Regions from separate parts of the Homo sapiens genome. Here region 2 is linked to region 1. Evidence: chromatin loops called from intact Hi-C (ENCODE). Cell type or tissue: heart right ventricle. All regions are shown on one strand. Links, peaks and the distances in the headings refer to the core of each region. The heading gives the core; the rest is flanking DNA. Region 1 has its middle 21 kb from the start of IKZF1. Region 2 overlaps IKZF1 (IKAROS family zinc finger 1).

Region 1 (13,351 bases), core at 3,054-11,053:
GATAACTCACTTGACTTGCTTCATAGAATTAAAAAAGTGTTAATAAGAACTTAAATTTGGTCAAAATTATGTTGGAAACTAATAATTGATTCATTTTTGAAGGGAAAGGAAAATACATAATAAGCAAAGGCTGTTTAGAAAATTGAATTAAATCTAAGAGATAACTGAGTCCAAAAATGTTAGATGCAATTTTAATAGCCATTAACTTTACTGGGAAATTGAAAGACTGGGCTTACTGTAAAACAGTAACTACAAGTCAGACTTATACAAAGTTTAGAAAAACTCATAAATATGATTCCAAAAGCATTTATGATGAAACTATCCTATATCTTGAACCCCAAGCTATAACACATAACTGTGGAGGTCAAATTAAGTTGAAAAAGAAAAATAATGTACATTTGCAGCCAATAAGCCAAATTAAATACTCTCCAAGAACACAGGGTGAAGGTGAGAAACATTACAACATTCTCTCTGCCCCGTATAGAACAAAAGCTTAAAACATGGATTAATTCTACCTTTAGACAATGTAAACACCGATTTCTGAAATAAAATGAACTAGTAAAACTAATTTAAATCATGCCTTTGAAGCATTTATTGTCTCTTTTATTGTGGTAAAATACACATAACATAAAGCTTACCGTCATAACCTTTTTAAAGTATACAATTCAGTGGCATTAAGTACATTCACAATGTTGTGCAACCATCACCACTATTTCCAGAACTTGTTCATTCCAATGCCCATTAAGCAGTCACTCCCATTTTCTGCTGCCCTCAGCCCCTGGCAGCAACTAGTCTGTTTTCTGTCTCTATTAATTTGCCTGTTCTGGATATTTTATACAAATGGGGGCATATACTTTTTGGCCTTTTGTCTGTGGCTTCCTTTATTTAGTATAAGTTTTTGAAATTAACCTATATTGTAGCATGTATCAGTATTCCATTCTGTTTTATAGTGGAGCAATTTCCGCTATATGAATATATCACATTTGGTTTACCCATTCGTCTGTTGATGAATATTTAGGTTGGTTCTACCTTTTGGCTACTGTGAACAGAGCTGTTATAAACATTCATGTACAAGTTTTTGCTCAAACACCTGTTTTGAATTCTTTTGGGTATATACCTAGGAGTGGAATTGCAGGACCACATTGTAATTCATTTTAATTCCTTCCAGCAATATATGAATATTCTGATTTCTCCACATCCTTACCAACACCCATTATTTTCTTTTTTTTTTTGAATTATAACCATTCTAGTGACTGTAAAGTGGTTTTAATTTGCATTTTCCTAATAACTAATGTCATGGAGGATCTTTTAATGTGCTTATTGGCCACTTGTATATCTTGGGAGAAATGATAGGCAAGTCTTTTGCCCATTTTTAAATTGGATTGTCATTTTGTTGTTGAGTTGTAAGTGTTCTTTAATATATTCTGGATATTTTATATCTTCTGAATATGTACTTGGCTTTATACATTCTAGTATAGAGAATCATATCAGATATGTGGTTTGCAAAAGCTTTCTCCAATTCTGTGGGCTGTCTTTTCACTCTCTTGATAGTGGCATCAATGCACTACAGGTTTTAATTTTGATGAAGTTCAGTTTATCTTTTTTTTTTATTTTGTTGAGTGTGCTTTCCGTGTCATATTTTAATGTCATTTTAACTGCATTTTGAAGTAGTCAAATGTTTTGATAAGAGTAACCTCAGTATGTTTTATAATCTACGACTATTTCCTTAAATATTTTCCCCAAAATATTTCAAATTAAAATGTCTGTTTTCAGATTTGTTGTTGTTAAAAAAATGCATGTGCTTAATCTGTTTAGTGAAAATGGAGCTTTAGGGTAAAATTAGGAAAGTGCAGATATTTTATGGTTTTTGTTTTCTTAAAAAAATTGTGACCTAAAACCTAAAAGCCTTCATGTGGGGAAATGAAATGTATACTAGAATTGGAAAGAAAGTGACCAAAAATTATCTGTGAAGGATGAGTTTGTTCATTGCAGTTGGCCCAATGGCTTACATTCTATTATACCCAAGGAATTGGAAGATGTTATTTGCTGAGCCATTACTTCTTCATTGAAGAGAGGAAATAAAAAAATAGTCACCAACTTTAAAAAGAGATTCTGGATGATTCTAAAAATGATAAGGTGGTTTCAATTCATAAGCTATAAGATAAGTAATCAACTGGATTGCTAGTGACAAACCAAATATTTAAATTAATTTTGGTTTTCATTTTGTAAAATAAGGACAAAATTTTAGTTTTGGAGAAAATTGATCTAAAATAAAAGCCAACAAGGAAGGGTTACAACGATTTCATGAGAAACAAGGTTATAGCATTTGCTGTAAGAAACCTCATTACCAGTAGAATAAACAGCATGGAAGTACAGATACCTCACCCAAGAAAATATGCAGGTGACAAATTAGCACATGAAAGGTACTGAATATCATATGCCATTAAGAAGTTGTAAATTAAAACAATGAAATAATACTACACACCTACTAGAATGATGAAAATCCAAAGTACTGACAACACCAAAGGTTGACGAAATGTGGAGCAATAGGATGTCTCACTCATTGCTGGGGAGAATGCAAAATGGTCCAGCCACTGTGGAATTCAGCTGACAGTTTCTTACAAACTGAAACATACTCTTACCAAACACAGTTCAGTAATCACTCACTTGATATTTACCCAAATGAACTGAAAACTGGTGTCCACACAAAAACATGTAGTAAGTATTTCTAGCAGCTTTATTTTTAATTGTCCAAACTTGGGGGCAAGCAGATGTCTTTCAGTAGGTGAATAGGTGAATAAACCGTGGTACATCCAGACAATGGAGTATTACTTGGCGCTAACAATAAATGATCTATCAAGCCATGAAAATAAATGAAGGAATCTTAAAGGTATATTATTAAGTTAAAAAAGACGGTCTGAAAAGGCTGCATACTCTATGATTTCCACTCTATGATATTCTGGAAAAGGCAAAATTACGGAGACAGCACAGAGATCAGTGGTTGCCAGGTGTTGGGGGGCAGCAAGGAAGGATGAATTAGGAGAGCACAGAGGATTTTTAGGGCAGTGGAACGATGTGTATGATACAATAATGGTGGATATATGTCATTATATATTTGTCGTAATGGATAGAATTTACAACGTCAAGCATGAACCCTAATACAAGCTTTGGACTTTGGGTGATAATGACATGTCAGTGCAGGCTCATCAATTGTAACAAATGTGTGCCTTCTGCTCAAATTTGCTGTAAACCTAAAACTGCTCTAAAAAATAAAGCCAGCTGGGCACAGTGACTCATACCTGTAATCCCAGCACTTTGGGAGGCTAAGGCAGGCAGATCACTTGAACTCAGAAGTTTGCAACCATCCTGGGCAACATGGCAAAACCCCATCTGTACAAAACACAAATACTGAGCCCAGCAGAAGGTCGAGCTGTGATCATGCCACTACATTCCAGCCTGGGCAACAGAGTGAGACCCTGTCTCAAAAAAAATCTGTGAAGGCTGGGTGCAGTGGCTCACTCTTATAATTACAGCACTTTGGGAGGCCGAGGCAGGCAGATCATGAGGTCAGGAGTTAGAGACCAGCCTGGTCAACATGGTGAAATCCCATCTCTACTAAAAATACAAAAAATAGCTGGCATGGTGGCATGTGCCCAGCTACTTGGGAGGCTGAAGCAGGAGAATCGCTTGAACCTGGGAGGCGGAGATTGGAGTGAGCCAAGATTGTGCCACTGCACTCCAGCCTAGATGACAGAGCAAGACTCCATCTCAAAAAGAAAAAAAAGATCTATTAAAAATTATGTATGTGATAGTTTGTCCTGGAAGGCCAAAGGTAGATAATTCTAGAAAATTAGGAAGCAAGGCTGCTAACCGGTTGACACATGCCAATCATTAATGGAGGGCGGCTTCCCAGGGGCTTTAATGTTCTGGGACTTCCATCCAGTGGCCAGTGTGTGTGAGAGAGAAAGAGAGGCACAAAGGGCCAGTGAGATCCCAGAGGACAGGAGTAGTGCTCCTATGTCACCCTGCTATCTTACTGCTTCCCAGTTACCCAGAAGTCTAACAGGGTTCCATTTGTGCACTTTGAAGTCTGATTCTGACCAGAGAAATTTCTTCCTCCCTATCTGGTTATTGGTGCTTGATAATCCTCTAAGTAACAGACTTCCCCAATTAGAGATCAGAAGCTTAAAACTAAAAAAGAGCCAAATAATACAGTCTAGTAGACCCTGATAACAGATCTCAAGTTGGGAAGCCCTGAAACTGAGTTGGTGCATTTAAAGGGTGGTGGGGGGTGCGTTTCCCTGAGGAGAGGATCCATATCTTTTATCAAGATGTCAGGGCAGGTCTGTGATGCACCGAGCCAACTTCTCTTTTCTCCTGCCAAAAATGGTTAAGAACCACTGGGCTAAAGTTGATGAAGCATATTCACACTGCAGTGTAATCCATCAATAAGAGCAAATGGCTAGTGGGAGTGACTTCCCTTTTGATTTGGGGCGATGCCAGAAGAGCACTGCTGCCTGAGTGGAGGGAAAGGGCACACAAAGAGGAGGCAAAGAAGGATTTCCCTGAAGACCATGACACTGAGAACTTTTAGCCTTGGGTCAAGCTCATTTGCTTCTTGAGTGAAGCCCAGTCCCAGGTCCGTGTTGGTCCAGGAGGTTTGGTCCAGGAGGTTGCACTCATTTGTGTGCGGCACCATATCACAGGATGCATGACCCCTGTGCTCACTGGGATTGTTACACTTGCTACTGAACACCCTCCTTCCCTCCCTCCCCTCCCCTCCTTCCTCCCTCCTTCCTTCCTTCTTTCCTTCTTTCCTTCCTCCATCCCTCCTTCCTTCGCTTTCCTTTCAGTCCCTTCCTGTTTTCTTTCAGACTTTTAATCCCTAAATGTTTCCCTCCATTCATCATTTCTTCATCCATCCACTGTCAACTGTTTATAGCGACATGCCAAATCCTGGGCTGGGCCCCAAGCCTACAAGAGGCTACAATATGCTGCTTTCATTCAAGAACACCAGTATTTACTGAGGAAGACAGAAATGAGATCAAATTCCACTCAGGGTGATAAATGCTATGCAGAGGAGGAGATGTATGCTAGTCAGGGGCTTCTTTATAAATCATTTGGTGAATTAAGAGATTATTGAAATGTGGACATCATTATGGCTTTGTATTCTACCTGTCTTCTATCCTCCAAGTAATAATTCAGTTCTTTATTTCATCTTTACAAAGATGATACAGAGTGCTTGGGCTTTGTGACTTCCTTCTGACAAGTGACAGATGGAGGCTGGCTGTCCAAACTGACTGGCTCATGCTTTCCTGTGGCCAGCAGCATAGTGGGAATGGGTTTAGTACTGGGGACAAACCTGTGCAGGGGACCCACCTACTACTAACTGATCCCTGCGTGAACTAACCCATGGCCCATTAACACACTGATCTGTTCAGCGGACAGGATGTGGGCTACCATTGACCACACCCAGGGAGGGCTCAGGCCCCCTCAAAAGTTTCTCACACATTGAGGCTTAATCCTAGCCAAAGTAAAGAGTGCCAAGGAAGAATATAAGTGCTCATGTAATCTCTCCTCCAAGGTTCTAGAGCTGCCATTTTCTTATACAGGGTAGGACGGACAAAGCTTATTAACTACTTTAAGTCTGTGAAAGTTCTTAGCCAGTCTCTGTAATGGATAGGTTTTGGAAGTCTACATAGGTCTCACTAAAAAAGTGGGCAGGTATCTCTATCTCACCCTGTAGCCCCCCACCTTCTTGGCATTGTTTATTGGACCTGGGGCAGCCCCCTAACTCCAAATGGGTCAGTTAGATTTTCACCCCCAGGAATTTGGCATTGGCACCTAACATGCTGATTGATAGCCAAGGAAGGCTGTGAAACAGAGGTTTGGGCTTTCATATGTGTTCATATGTATAACACAACAGGCACATGCCTTTGCAGAGTTATAGGAATGAGAGGCCCTAGAGAGGAAGAGAGAAGACTCTGTTAAGGCCTGCTGGAGGCAGGAGAGGGGCCGAGGTTCCTGCTGAGCTCACTGGGACTTTCTTGTTTCTCCTTCTAACTTCTGAAAGGCCTCGGGTGCCTCTCTGCCCCTGGACACCATGGGACTCACCTCATTCTGGAAAGAAACATAGAAAATAAAACCAAACGCAAATTTTTACTTTAGGTAGCTGAATGGGTCTCCGTTACTCTCCTCCTGACTAATTATCCAAAGTGCAAATGGTTAAACTGTGAGTTATTGTTGCTATTGCTGACCTTCACGGCTGAATTTCTTTAGGCAGTCCTTTATAAAAAGACGATTATGACCATAATGGCAGAGGAATGGTATCTTCAAGTCCATCTATTTGGCTCTATGACCCTAGCACATAATAACGCCCTCTGGAGAGAATGAGGAACTAGATGAAAATGGAACAGGCTTGCCCCCAGGAAAATTGACATAAGTGTCTGAAACAACTGGCCAGTGGAAAGGAACCAGCCGTCAGGGGAAGCAGGAATGCCCCCGTGGTGAGGATTTTCAGAAATGTGATCGTCATTTGCTTGTTTGGGATAGCTGGAAGCATTCCAAAAACGAGGTGACCTTTGGCTGTTCCTCTTCTCGGGGCCCTTGCGTCTGCACTGCGAGCTCCATGGCTGTCTTTTGTGCTGAGTGGCTGGGTTCCTGCATCCCAGGACTTTGTCTGGCCAGCTTTGTGGGTATGTTGCCTACTTCTGGGATCTATTTTTACTATACCTTTTACCACTGGACATTTGAAAAGCCCTCATGCCTCCATCTCCTGGATTCTGGTACTGTAGCTGGCTCCTTGTAGTGCTATGAAGGCGGTGTGAGAAATAAATGATTCAGAGAAAATTCAGAGTGAAACCAAATAGGAAGCTGGAAAAAGTGAAATTTTACAATGTATTTCCCTGTCCTTCACTTGTCTCTATTTTCCTGGCCAGGATTCATCCTCAGAGACTATTTTTACCCTGTTCCTGACCCAGCGAAACCTTGAGGTTCTGCAAATCTTACCAGATTTAGATTCCATTTGTGTTTTCTCTATAACCTCTTATTTCTGGGAAAGAGAGGCCATCAGAAGAGACTGCGTTTAGCTTGTACTCATTTCTCTCCTCTCATGCTGTGTGGGCCTCGGTCTCTTTTTCGGGAGATTGCATGGAGAGCCTCAAACAACCTCACCAGAGAATAAAAGTTTTGGCCAGGCGCGGTGGCTCATGCCAGTAATCCCAGCACTTTAGAAGGCCGAGGAGGCAGGCTGATCATGAGGTCAGGAGATGGAAACCATCCTGGCTAACATGGTGAAACCTTGTCTCTAGTAAAAATACAAAAAATTAGCCGGGCGTGGTGGCGGGCACCTTTAGTCCCAGCTACTCGGAGGCTGAGGCAGGAGAATGGGGTGAACCCTGGAGGCGGAGCTTGCAGTGAGCCGAGATCGTGCCACTACACTCCAGTCTGGGCGATAGAGCGAGACTCTGTCTCAAAAAAAAAAAAAAAAAAAAAAAAAAGAAAAAGAAAAAGGAAAGAAAAGTTTTACAAGCCGAAGAAACCAAGGACAATGAAACCTCTTCTCCCAAGGAATTTGGGAGCAGAGCATGCCACGCTTTCTCTGTTCTGGAAGGCCCTATCCTTGGGGACTTCAGAGGTGCACAAGACGGAAGCTCAGAGTAAACTGTATCTTCTACTGCAGCTTCCAGGAGTAGTCTGGGAACTGCCAGCCCTGCCCCTAAGCAGATGTGCACGTCTGCTGCTGTCCTCGGGAGGGGGAGGCCGGAGTGGCAAACTCCCAGAGTGCTGAAGAAAAGACGTGTCCCACGCAGAATTTTCCCACAATCAGCACACGGGACAAGGAGAAACCAAGAGGCCAAGCTTGAGCCTGGCGGAAATCACAAGATCTGGGCTGCAGCTGTGGGAGGGTGGCTGGTGCTCTTGCCCGTCTGCGTTTCTTACATCTGGAATATTCCAAGTGCTCAAGCCAGTTAGCAGAGGAGTTTCAGACAGGCTTGAGGGGAAGGGGAGAAGAAAGGTCTGTTCTAAGGAAAATAATTCTCTTGCTTCCACTTCACAGATATGGTCTGTTGAAAATTCTCTCCCTCTCTCTTCTTTTTCACTCAACATCAGAGCAGAACATGCTGCCTTGTCTGAACTGAGAATGAGACCTGGGGTCTATTTCTGGTTCTGCCAACTGACTCCTGGGTGACCTCAGTCACTTCCTCTCTTAGAGCCTCAAAGTTCCCCTCTCTAAAAAGAACCTTAGAATATTCTTACAACCAGAAATAGAGCCCAAAAACATAGAATATGTAATAGACACAACTCTTAATTTCTACAGTCTAATCCCACATGGACTGGATTCAGTGATGGGCAGATATGGTACAAGAATATTCCCTGGTCATCTTCATCCTGGCAAAGACGTAGTCAAGTATAGCAGTTTTCTCCTCTGACTTTCTCTGATTTCACCAAAGCCTGAGGATAAACTCCTTCTAGTTACATCCAAAGCTGGTGATGGGAGATCCTGGGAGGAGAGAGGTGGGGCTGTGCCAATATAGAAATGAATTTCAGCTTCAGGAAAACTACCATCTGGATGAAATCGAAGGCACTGGCCAGTCTTTGTTGAGTTGCAGCTGTGGCAATAGGCATATAAGTCAGGATTAGGAGGAAAAGGTCTGAAGCGGAGATGTTCTCAGGTCTCAACATGATTTGGATTGAGGTAAAAATATTTATTAACTTTTCATATTAAGTATGCATGTTAACACTTCTATGGTGACCACTAAAAAACAGGAATAAGGTAGATAACTTCCAAACCGGTAGTGAAGAAAACCCCTAAATCCAAAAGGAAGCGAGAGTAAAAAAATAAAAAGCAGTACAAATAGAAAACATAAAGTAAAAGAAATAAATTAGAATACGTCCTTACTTGAAAGAAATTTCAGTAGGCCAAATTCTGTAGTTGAGATTGAACTAGATTTGCAGTGGATTTTAAACACAAAGCAAGCTATGTACCTTTTACAATAGACATATAATACAAGTTATCAGAAGGATTAAAAGTGAAACTGTGGGTAAATATATCATAGCCAAATAGAGACCAAAATAACAAACAAAAACAAACAAAAAACCAACAACAAAGAAACAAATAAAAACAGGTGCAGCTTTATTCCTATTAAACAAAAGAGACTCTAAGGTAAAGGATATTATGAAAAAAATAAGAGAATCATTACAACCTGATCAGAAAAATATAATTATTCCAAGCTTTTAAACTAAGAAATCGCCTCATAATATAGAAACAGAAAAGGACACACAAGTCTAGATGGAAATATAGGTAAATGTACTATCATACACTTAAATAGATATACCATGTTCATAGATCAAAAAACTTGATATTTTAAAGATGTTATTTTTTTCAAATTGATTTAGAAATTCAATACAATCCCAATCAAACATCCTCTTCTTAAAGAGCTTGATAAGATAATTTTAATATGTATGTCAGGAGCTCCAAGAGTTAAGGATAGCTAAGAAAATCCTAAAAAATGTGGGGCCATATGCCTTAACAGCCAACAAGAAATATTATGAATAACAGTGATTAAAATGGTCTGGTATTGAAATTAAACAGATCAATGGAACAGAAGAGAGCCTAGAAACACACTCATACCTATGTGGTATGACTAGTTTGTTATCCACACAGGAAAAAAATGAAAATTAAATCTTTTCTCAGTCCATTTCTCTAAAATAAAATTATCACAGATAAAATTGTGAACTACCAAACATTTGCTTTAGAAAAAAATCTACCCTCCAACTCAGATTTTTAAAATTGATAATAAAAATAATAGCAAAATGGACAAAAGGCTTGAATAGACACTTACAAAAAAGAAACATAAATGACTTATTTTAATTTTTTTAAATTTTACTTTAAGTTCTGGGATACATGAGCAGAACGTGCAGGTTTGTTACATAGGTATACATGTGCCATGGGTGGCTTGCTGCACCCATCAACCCATCATCTAGGTTTTAAGCCCCACATGCATTAGGTATTTGTCCTAATGCTCTCCCTCCCCCTGCCCCCTAACCCCCAATCGGCTCTGGTGTGTGACGTTCCCCTCCTTGTGTCCATGTGTTCTCATTTTTCAACTCCCACTTATGAGTGAGAACATGCGGTGTCTGGTTTTTCTGCTTCTGTGTTAGTTTGCTGAGAATGATGGCTTTCAGCTTCATCCATGTCCCTGCAAAGGACATGAACTCATTCTTTTTAATGGCTGCATAGTATTCCATGGTGTATATAGGTCACATTTTCTTTATCCAGTCCACCATTGATGGGCATCTAGGTTGATTCCATGTCTTTGCTATGGTAAGTAGTGCTGCAATAAACATACATGTGAATGTGTCTTTACAGTAGAATGATTTATAATCCTTTGGGTATACACCCAGTAATGGGATTGCTGGGTCAAATGATATTTCTGGTTCTAGATCCTTGAGGAATCACCACACTATCTTCCACAGTGATTGAACTAATTTACACTGCCACCAACAATGTAAAAGCGTTCTTATTTCTCCACAGCCTCACCAGCATCTGTTGTTTCCTGACTTTTTAATAATCACCATTCTAACTGGCGTGAGTTGGTATCTCATGGTGGTTTTGATTTGCATTTCTCTAATAACCAGTGATGATGAGCTTTTTTTCATATGTTTGTTGGCCACATAAATGTCTTCTTTTGAGAAGTGTCTGTTCATAACCTTTGCCCACTTTTTGATGGGTTGTTTGTTTTTTTTCTTGTAAATTGGTTTAAGTTCCTTGTAGATTCTGGATATTAGACCTTTGTCAGATGGGTAGCTTGCAAAAATTTTCTCCTGTTCTCTGGTTTGTCTGTTCTTTCTAATGATAGTTTATTTTGCTGTGCAGAAGCTCTGTGATTTGATTAGGTTCCATTCGTCAATTTTGGCTTTTGTTGCAATTGCTTTTGGTGTTTTAGTCATGAAGTCTTGCCTATGCCTGTGTCCTGAATGGTATTGCCTGTGTTTTCTTCTAGGGTTTTTATGGTTTTGGGCTTTACATTTAAGTCTTTAATCCATCTTGAGTAAATTTTTGTATAAGGTGTAAGGAAGGGGTCTAGGAGAAACATAAATGACTTACAAGCACATAAAAAGATGCTTAATCTCATTCATAATTAGAGAAATGCAAATTAAAACTGTATTAGAATATTATCAAATTAGCAAAAATTGAAGTATTTAAGAATATTATTTCTAGTAGCACCCTTTGTAATAACAAAAGATTTAAGAAACCAGAAGGTCCACTGGGAAGTGAATATTTTTAAAAATTGTGATGTATGCTTGTATTGGGAGGCCACAAAGCAGGTGAAGTGAGCTGACTCTACGCTACACATCAATACAGATGAATGTCAGGAACTTAGTCTTCAGTGGAAAAAGCAAATCACAAAAGAATATAAAAGTTATACTTCCATTCCTATAAATCCAAAGACATATATTATTTAATAGATGTTGGAAAATAACAATAATTTTCTGAAGAACATAAGGAAATAAACCTAAGATTCAGGATAATGATTTTTTCTGAGTAGGTACAGAAGAGAATAAGATTAGAGACATCCCCAGGACTTCAGAGTAAGGATGATGAGTATTTTCTCAAGTGCTAAGTTCATGACTGTTGCATGACTAATCATTATACTTTATGTATATTTTATATTATTGTGTCTACTCAGTAGTTAAAAAAAATTATAATCTCATGAACAATTTTGAACTTCAAACATACAATTCTATATCATTATTTTTAAAATGCATAGTGTTACATTGAATGGATACATCTTTTTTATTTAATTATTTCCCTATTGATGTAAATTTAAGAGTTTTCTTCCTCAATTTTTGGCTATTCTCATGCAACACAATTTTGAGGCATCTTAATAATTAAAAAAAATAAAACAAAGAAAGTGTCTTTGTTTAACAAAACAAGAAACCCATGTGAAGATTTGATGCCAAGGACATTGGTGTGGTCAAAGATTAGCCCAGAAAGGAGACAGCTAAACTAATGTGCAAGAGAAAAGGAAAGGTTGGGAATCAGACGGCAGAGGGTGAGATGGGAGAGGGGTGAGTATTCATTCTGTGAGGCTGATTCTTCTTCTGGAATACAGGTTGGTTCCAAAACACCAAAGACTTTCTGTGTGCCCCTTAATCCCCCATAGTAGTGGGTCCTTCAGTTTTGCTAAAACTTCTGTTACTACCCAGTCGCTGCCCAGATGCAAATTTCTCTTACATGGAATTCTGTTATAAGCAAATTTAGTATGTTTTCTTTTTTCCCTGCAAAACTCAGGAGCTGCGTTTTCTGTATGGTTATTGAACATAATTAGATAATGCGGGAGCCAAGGATTGGATGTACAAAGGGATGAGAAGGGAAAGGAAGAGGAAGTGTAAAGTTCTTTTTCAGTCCATCTCTGCCAGGAGGGCCAGGGTGAGTTGATTGGAGTATATATAGACCCTCCTGCCCCTGTGATGCTTAATGAACATTTGTTGATTGTTTAATTTGTTGACCGTCCAATAAGGAAAGAATTTATTTGATTGAGAACTGTTAAGAAATGAGTTTCTTTATTAGCGATAGCTCTTGTTATTTTTTTGATGTGTCTTTGAAAAGATGGCCCAAGATGACATTTAAATAGAGATGTTGCCATATGTAACGGGTCACATAAACCACAAGCACAATATCCCAGTAATTTAATAACAGTTTAGGAATAAGATTTCCATTAGACATGCCTGAAATTAGAGCGTACTATTTTACTGCTTTCTATCAAGGAGACCTCTAAATTCCCAATTTAAAATGGATACATTTCTAGCACGAGAATTAGTTAAAGTGGGTATCTGAGTAAGAGGATAAATTGGGTTGGAGACTTAGCCATTGTCGTGGTGTGCAAATCTGATAGCTCCTAAGGTTATTAAAAATTCTGGGCTAATGTTCTGGAAAGAATGAATTTGCTATTACAGAAATATTCCTGCATCATGGTACCTCTGCGGTTGAAGAATCTTCTCTAAATTTAGCATATGTTCTAGGAAAGAGATTAATCGAATTAATAGGAAGTATTTATTAGAGAAGAAATAAATAGATTTTTGCCAATTAATGAGATCAATCAGCTCAACCACTAAAGAAGGTCAGGAGCTCTGCCAGAGGTGTGGTGTTTTAAGATATGGAGTCTGATGGGCAATATTCCAGGGGAGGTGGGGCCCATTCGTGAGCTGTATAAATTTAGAAGCACAGAGTAAATGAAGTGTAAAAGAGAGTAATTGAGCCATTGTAAAATCAGACTAGAAAAACATATCATCTCTTGCCTCACCTTCCCTTCCTCTTTTTTTTCTTTCTCTTCTCCCAATCACT
Region 2 (8,000 bases), core at 1-8,000, 60 kb before region 1:
TGAGAGAAGAGAAAGTAGTTACACTGCAGACATCTGCAGGGCTGGCTTTAGAGACAAGCAGATTTAGTTCAGGGCTTTTGTAACAATCAGTGCTTCCGTAAGTGGGCTGCCTCCTGAGGGTTCTCAATAGGCGAGGTGATCACCTGTTAAGGATGCTTAGGAAGAACTTATGCACTGGGGCCTGATGATCTCTCGACAGCCTTCCATCCAGTATGTTTTATGAGACTGGGGATCTCTGTGCACAGCAGCAACATAACATTGTTCAAACACACCGTGCACATGGCTAGCTCTGTGGGCAGCGGGGGTGGGATGAAGTTGTCTGCACTAGAATCTCTTCTAAATTTCCATCTGTTTCATGCACATGCAGACAGAAGCTATTGCTCCCCTTTCCACTAGGAGAACAGTCAGACTGCAGTCAGTGCATCCCACAAAAGCAGTGATGGATTTCAGTGCATCAAGCTAAATATTTTCATGAAGTATTTTAACTGAACCAGATGTTCAAACCAGGCAGAACTGCCACTGCACCCGGCCCTAAATTTTTTTGCATTTTTAGTAGAGATGAGGTTTCACCTTGTGGTCCAGGCTAGTCTCGAACTCCTGACCTCAAGTGATCCTCCTGCCTCGGCCTCCCAAAGTGCTGGGATTACAGGCGTGAGCCACAAACCAGGCAGAATTGCTTGTGGGATGAGGAGATAGATTATTCTGTATTTCATTTCTATCTTTTACCTTTTTTTTCTTTCTGCCAAGCTGCCTCCATCTTTTCTTACACCAGAAGGCAAATTCTTTGGCCCCATGAATCTCATTCTTCTGGTTCACCCCTCTGCCTAGCAGAGTGCCTGGGCCACAACAGACATTTAACATGCATCTGTCTCATTAGCTGATTCTCCAAAGACGGCTCAATTTCCACCTCCCGGGGATCCCATGTGTTCTGGAGTGCTGACACCACTCAAAACCTGAGCTCCAAACCTAGAGTGTGGTGCAAGGCTTCCCTTTAGGTCTCTGCAGTTTGTTTAGCTCCACAACGGAACTAGGTCTTATGTACCTCTGATTTGCCATGATCTCTAGTCCAATATCTTGTAACTGATTCAGTTTGTGCTTTGGAGACAATATGATTCTGAGTAATATGTTAATAAGCCTGCAGATTTCTTTATAGTTTTTAAGACTAAATAGGATAAAACAAATCCATAGTATATACCCATGAATATTTTAGTAAGGTGGTAATTCACTGTGGGATGTACTAATAATTTCTGAGATCCCTGGATGCCGTCAATTCAGATTATTTATACCCTATGGGCTGGGAGAAGACCAGAGGGTGTGACCTTCACAGACTCCAGACTTCTAAGAATATTTTAATTATATAGCAAAGCTTAAAATATTCATTCCTCTTATTTTTCCCATCTATTAGGTTGGTGCAAAAGTAACCGTGGTTTTTGCTATTACTTTTAATGGCAAAAATCGCAGTTACTTTTGCACCAACCTAATATATTTGATTTAAATTTTTAGATGATACATTTTATTTTTTCCCCTCATCTGTGTAAGCACTGCTCCTTTCCCTTTTAAGTATTTTCATCTCTTACTTAAAATGTTGCTTCTTGACTTTCAATTCCAACTAAGATGATTTTCTATTTCTATAGCCTATCTCTTAAAAAGGTATCATCACAATACACTGAATTTAGTGTTTCTGTTAGTCAAGATGTCAATTACTTTTCTACTTTTAACACTGCATTGTGTTATGTGATCGTGAAGCAATTCAAGTAGATGTAGTACCTGCCTGCAAGGAACTTGCAATCTACCTGCACATGAGGTACAAAATAACGGGAGTATAACAGCTTATACATGATTGTACTTTTAGCACTGATGCAGAGGAGTGGAATAATTCTAGATGTGCTCAGATGAACTTAGGCAAATAGTTTGGAAGTTGTAAAATGTGTTTCCCAAAGCACAAAAAATAGAGAGGCAAAATGTGGATGACTTGCCCTGTGGGTTGGGGATGTGTGAAGAGAAGGAACCTGGCTTAGAAACACTGCTGATTGACTTCATAAAGGAGTCATTGGAAGGGACAAAGAAGTAAAGGAAGACAACATCAGCGGATGTGGCCTGGGTCATCTACATGTGAGGACAGTCACACACTAGACACAAGGCAAAAGGTGTGTCTTTTCTGACCTGGTCATGCAGATTAATGAGTTTTTGAAATACCACTTTACATGTCATATACTTAGGAAAAAATATGATTTCATTCAATGTATTTTGCAGATGAAGAAAGAGGAGGTAGGCCTGCCCCACACATCCCGATTCTGGTAAGGCAGAGAACTGAAGCTTAAACCCAGGACTTCTGCTTCAAAATCTTTTACAACAAGCTGGGCTCACCTTCTGGAGGATTTTTTGGGGGTTTGGGGAAAAAGAGGTGGGTAAATTTATAAGTCAGCTCAGAAAGCAATTCTCACGACTTCACAATTAAGCCTTATTTGTGAACAAAAAAACAGCATTCCTCAGGTTAAGTTAGCACTTTATTCAAAGGTCTAGGCTCTAAAAGGATTTTGGACTATTTCTAAAAGGAAAATAAAACCCAGACTCAAATATACAAAAGCAAGTGCTTGGGTCTCTGAAGGTAATCAAAACAGGGAGATGCAAAATAAATGTGAGTGATGAAAAAAATGCGGATTCTCAACGTTAGGTCTTCCAGGCATGTGTGCTGGTGCATTAGGCCTTCAGCCCATCACTGCTGCACTGTATTACACTCTAGGTACACTCAGTTAAAGACATGAAATGACCATAGCTAGAGACAGTAACATTGTAACCACAGCGTGTCTTCTCCTGGCACAAGCCTCTTGTACAAAGAAGTAGTTCTCCTTGTCCACAAATCTCAAACCAGGAAATCCCTAATTCATTTAATGATCAGGAAAATGCAAGAGATTTGTGTAGTTGTGACTCTTCCAGTTACTCCCCGCTGTACCATTATTTTAGGTTACCTATCACACAGGATGGTGTGCCTGATGGCACTGGCAGTCATTTCTCTATGTCTTGTAGAAAAGTTTACTCCTGGGAAAAACAATTTGGTCACTAGTCCTTGGACCTAAGTAACAGAATCTTGATGAAATGGTACCCATGATCAAATGTTAAAAGGAAGAAAGGGATGGAGAAAAGAAGAGAGGAAGGAAGGAAGGAGGAAAGGGAAAGAAAAAGGAGGAAGGGAGGGAGGGAGGGGAGGGGAAGGGAGACGAGGGGAAGGGAGACGAGGGGAAGGGAGGGAGGGTGGGGAGGGAAGGAGGGAAGAAAGAAAGGAAGGAAGAAAGAAAGGGAGGGAGGGAGGAAAGAAAAAAAGAGGAAAGAAGGAAGGAAAGAAAGGAGAAAGAGAAAGGAGGAAAATTAAAAAGAAAAAGGAAGAAAGGAAGGAAGGAAGAAGAAAGACAGGAAGGAAGGAAAAAGGAGGAAAGAAACAAAAGGGCAAGCAAACAAGAAAGGTCAAAAGACAGTAACGGCCCAATCAAAGCTTCCATGACGAATCTGTGCCTTTTTGGATCATGGTGTACTCAGGAAATGCAGCCGCCACAGGAGCACACGCTGTCTCCTGAACTGCAGGAAGAGCAGCGGTTAGCAGCAGGAGGTGTCCCTTTCACAGGAAGGCTGGGGTCTGGGCTGCACACTGCGGAGCAGATTCACATGCCAGGGTGGCCCCGCTTGGGCTATGAGGACATGGGTGCCAAGGTGGAACTGCTTTCTCAGGCTGCAGGCAGGCAGCTTGCTGCTTCTCTTTCTCTCTTTGAAAAAAAAAAAAAAAAGCCTTTCCTTCACCACCTCTCCTCGGTTGCTTTATCAGGTTGCAAAAGCATCTTTTAGGAAGTATCAAGGGGCATCACTCTCCACAATTTTTGCAAAACAATTCCATAGTTGTGATGGTGTCTGTCTTTGCAGCTTAGTTTACTTACAGCCTGTCCTCAAGGGCGCTCTCTGGGAACCTGCCTCATGTCTATAAAGCAGCTACCTCATTTCAAAAATTTAAAGAGGACTTCCCAACTTAAAAAAGTTACCATAGAGTACATGGGAATACAATGAAGGGATGAAGACAAAAATTAAATGTCATGTTTTTCTACATTTAATTCAGCTACTTAGCTTTGAAAAACTGATTTGTTTGACATGTTCACATGTTGTTGTATTCTCGTTACTTTGTACTTAACCAAAATGCCTACAAGTACAAGACCTGTACTTAAAACACAGCTACATAAAATAAACCCAATTGATGTTAAAATTGGACTGGACCTAGATTTTCTTTACATCAAATGTGGGCAAAAAATGAAAGACTTAAAAAGCAGATGTTCACATACATTTGTGACAACACTGAGAAAATGTTTTGAAAAGCAAATTGATTTAAAAACTACTTTTAGAGAGTTGATAAATGACTAGTCTTTGGCTAACATTCAACAAGGGTTAATCTAAAAAGTTTTTTTTTTTTCCACAATATAATGACACACAGTTCTTTGGAGCTCTCAAGATCTGCCTGCCTGTCCAATAGGTAACCCCTAGCTGCATGTGACTCCTGAGCACTTGAAATGTGACCAACCCAAATTGAAATGTGTGGTGAAGATAAAAAAAAAATACATCCGGGGTTTCAAACACATAGTTCAAAAAGAGTAAAATATTTCATTAACAATTGCTTATATTGAGTACATACTTAAATAATATTTAAGCATACTGAATTAAGAAAATATATTCAAATTAATTTCACCTGTGTCATTTTTCTTTTTTAATGTGACTACTAAAAATGGACCAGCAAATATGCAGGTCAAATTATGTTCCCCTTGGACAGTGCTACGCTGGAATTTCTGATTTCTATATTTCACAAATAATGTTCCACAGATGCTAGTTATCATCCATCTGTAAAACCTCTGTCCCTCAAACAATGACTGTTCAACGTTGTTGCGTCTCATAAGGCATAAAGCTGGGCTAGGACTGTCTGCCTATGTCCTGATTAGAAAGACTCCATACAGCCTGGATACGGTGCCTCACATCTGTAATCCCAGCACTTTGGGAGGCTGAGGCAGGTGGATTACCTGAAGTCAGGAGTTCGAGACCAGCCTGGTCAACGTGGTGAAACCCCATCTCTATTAAAAATGCAAAAAATCAGCTGGGCATGGTGGCGGGCGTGTAATCCCAGCTGCTTGGGAGGCTGGGACAGGAGAATCACTTGAACCCAAGAGGTGGAGGCTGCAGTGAGCCAAGATCACACCACTGCACTCCAGCCTGGGCTGCAGAGTGAAACTCTGTCTAAAAAAAAAAAAAAAAAGACTCCATACCCAACATTTAAAATATGTGTGCAGGCACAGGGCAAGCAGATTTTAAGGGTATATTTTTAGGAGACTCCATCAATAATAAAACATGGTTATTGAAATGGGAAAAATTAACTAACACATATAAAACCTTAACAGAAATTTTTACACTTAAAGCTACAAAGTCAAATATAAAAATCAGTGTTGAGACCATATATAAGTAGCAATAATGCTTTAAAACTGCGAGTAAATGCAGCCTTTACAGTGACAAAAACAACTCCATTGTCATCTCAGGATGAAAGTCACTTCACTTAGATCACAGCATTCTCTACAGAACAATAATTTCACTAAGGATTACTTGCACCATAACACTAAGATTAAGTAAGGGTGGCTACACCTGGTAATAGTTAATTGTCACTAAACATTATGGACAGAGTAGAAATGCTTGGGGGGCACTGGCAGATTCTTAATTTTATTGCCACCAAGTTCAACTGGAGAGCACAGAGATATTGCAAAAGCAGTCAAAATTCTGCCAGGTTCCAAGAATCATAATAAAAATGATCATATAGCTGCCTGTAGAAATATAATAACAGCACTTTTCTCATTTCAGCAGGATTTCACTTCTAGGGTAACAGTCCTTCACTCTGAAAAAGAGAACAGCCACATCTGCCACTGGGCTCTGCCATGCAGCAGGGGGCCATGCTGAAGGCCTTCCATCGATCACACCCAGCCTGGTGAGGAGTGACACCGGATGTTCAGGGCTTCACCAGAATCATCTCCTGGTGATTTCAGTGGAAATCGACAGCCTGCAGCCACATCCCCTGTGGGGGAAGTACTCTCCTGGCAGCAGGCCTTGCGGAGACACACCCTAGACCTGTCTCTCTGAGATCCCTGCAGCTGAACTCACTCCTGAAATTAGGGCACCAAACGGCTCTTCAGTTAATGGAGTTACAGCAAGTGTCAGGTGCTTCAAAGCACAAAAATACAATCCCCAGCCCTTCCACAGTGGAGGTAGTTTTCTGATAGACTCCTTAGACATGCGCATATTGCTAAGCCCTTACTGCGAAAGTATCCTCAAGAAGCCACCCCTGCAGGCACAGGGAGAACTGCACAGGCCACTTCCTGGACCTGCACACCTATCTCAGGGCTGCATTTAATCTAAGGAAGTCAACAGAAATTTCTTTGCAGAAGACCAACTTAATCACAGGAATTAAAGAATATTGCATGGGCTAATATTTTTCTGGAAAAATCATAGTAATTTAGTAACATATTAATGTAATTTAGACATCTTGCTTTACATTTAAAAATAATTCAGCCCCAAATAAAAATCATTCAGCCCCAAATAACAGCAATAGCATAATAGCTCATAAATAAGACACAGAATCCTTTTCTTTCTTTCTTTCTTTTTTTTTTTTTGAGAAGGAGTTATCACCCAGGCTGGAGTACAGTGCCACAATCTTGGCTCACTGCAACCCCCGCCTCCCGAATTCAAGCGATTCTTCTGCCTCAGCCTTCCCAGTAGCTGGGACTACAGGCACACGCCACCACACCCAGCTAATTTTTTTTTTCATATTTTAGTAGAGATGGGGTTTCACCATATTGGCCAGGCTGGTCTCAAACTCCTGACCTCATGATCTGCCTGCCTCGGCCTCCCAAAGTGCTGGGATTACGGCGTAAGCCACCATGCCTGGCCAAATCCTTTTCTAATCATACTCCCCCAGCAACCAAACTAAATGCTAAAGATGTGTTTTGTTTAGAATATGGAGAGTCTAGTTGCTCCAACATTTCCAGTTTGTGACTTCAACAGCAAAGAGTCATTTGGAACCAACTCTTCTGTTGGACAAATTATATGTACCCCACAGTCCTCCCCAATAGATTCACCCTTTCCCAGCTCCTCCTCCACAACACACACACACACACACACACACACACACACACACACACACAACCCTACCCAAAAGAATTCCTCCTTTCAAATTTCACTGTCAAATTTCAGCTGTCAGGACATTAAAAGTGTATTTAAGCTAGTGGTGCACAGATAAACCAGCTCTCAAAAAGAAAAAGCCTTGATTTGCAGCGTTCACCGATTTCTGTGGTGTAAATACTCCCAACCACGGTAGACTTCAAGCTACCAAAAGTTTACCAACAACCTGGCAGATTTTCCGCATATTACCAGTTGGCTGATTCTAGGTGGCTCACTGCTCACCGGAGCATGCTTTCTGAGTTCCCTATAAGTTTCTGTTATCTCACTGATCCTAACAGGCAAAGAGTTTAAAATTGTGAGCGTGTCTGCGGTAATTTGTGAAATGTAGGTTCCTGTTAGGGCCTTGAAGAAAGCTGGGCTTATCTGGTGGGAGACAGTAGCCCAGGCCCAGCCCTGCCTTGCCAGCAAGAGAGGGCTTGGTAGGGCAGCTTCCTGGCATGGCCCACTCCCCCAGAGCAAGAGCTTTCATTTAGTCTAACGGGTTCTGTGGAAACTTTCCGGGGCAATGTTAAGGCTGTACTCTGTTTAAGCCTTTCTACTTTTGCATAAAAGGAGGGGAAGCTGTTTTTTCTGGGTTATATTTACACTTCCCAAATCAGAAAATGCCCTAACCAGATAGGGGGACAGGTGGCAACTGGCAACCACAGCTCAACCCCCCAGCCTTTTTTTCCCCATTTCTTTCTGAAACCCCATGTAGAAGGAAAGTTAACGAAATGTCAGTTGGTTGTTTTATACACAGAGCTAACTATTCT

Evidence for each region. Hi-C counts contacts between places; a loop is a spot of excess contacts. Peaks named below come from ENCODE experiments on the same cell type or tissue, not always from the same donor. Only the 100,000 strongest peaks of a DNase experiment are listed, where the experiment ranks them.
Region 2: it touches region 1 in a loop (3-fold over the local background); 3 of 110 quality-filtered maps call a loop at or near these places.

Annotation. Positions count from the first base shown.
Region 1 is chr7:50,276,582-50,289,932 of GRCh38, reverse strand. No RefSeq gene overlaps it. Among named protein-coding and RNA genes, the nearest start is that of IKZF1, 21 kb to the left of the region's middle. RefSeq lists an enhancer at 7,657-7,946. In heart right ventricle, for the core only: no CTCF peak of the experiment used is centred there; a DNase peak (open chromatin) is centred at 6,553.
Region 2 is chr7:50,338,427-50,346,426 of GRCh38, reverse strand. All of the region lies in intron 3 of IKZF1 (IKAROS family zinc finger 1), which reads right to left. Among named protein-coding and RNA genes, the nearest start is that of IKZF1, 38 kb to the right of the region's middle. In heart right ventricle, for the core only: no CTCF peak of the experiment used is centred there; a DNase peak (open chromatin) is centred at 3,599; H3K27me3 peaks cover 1,948 bases.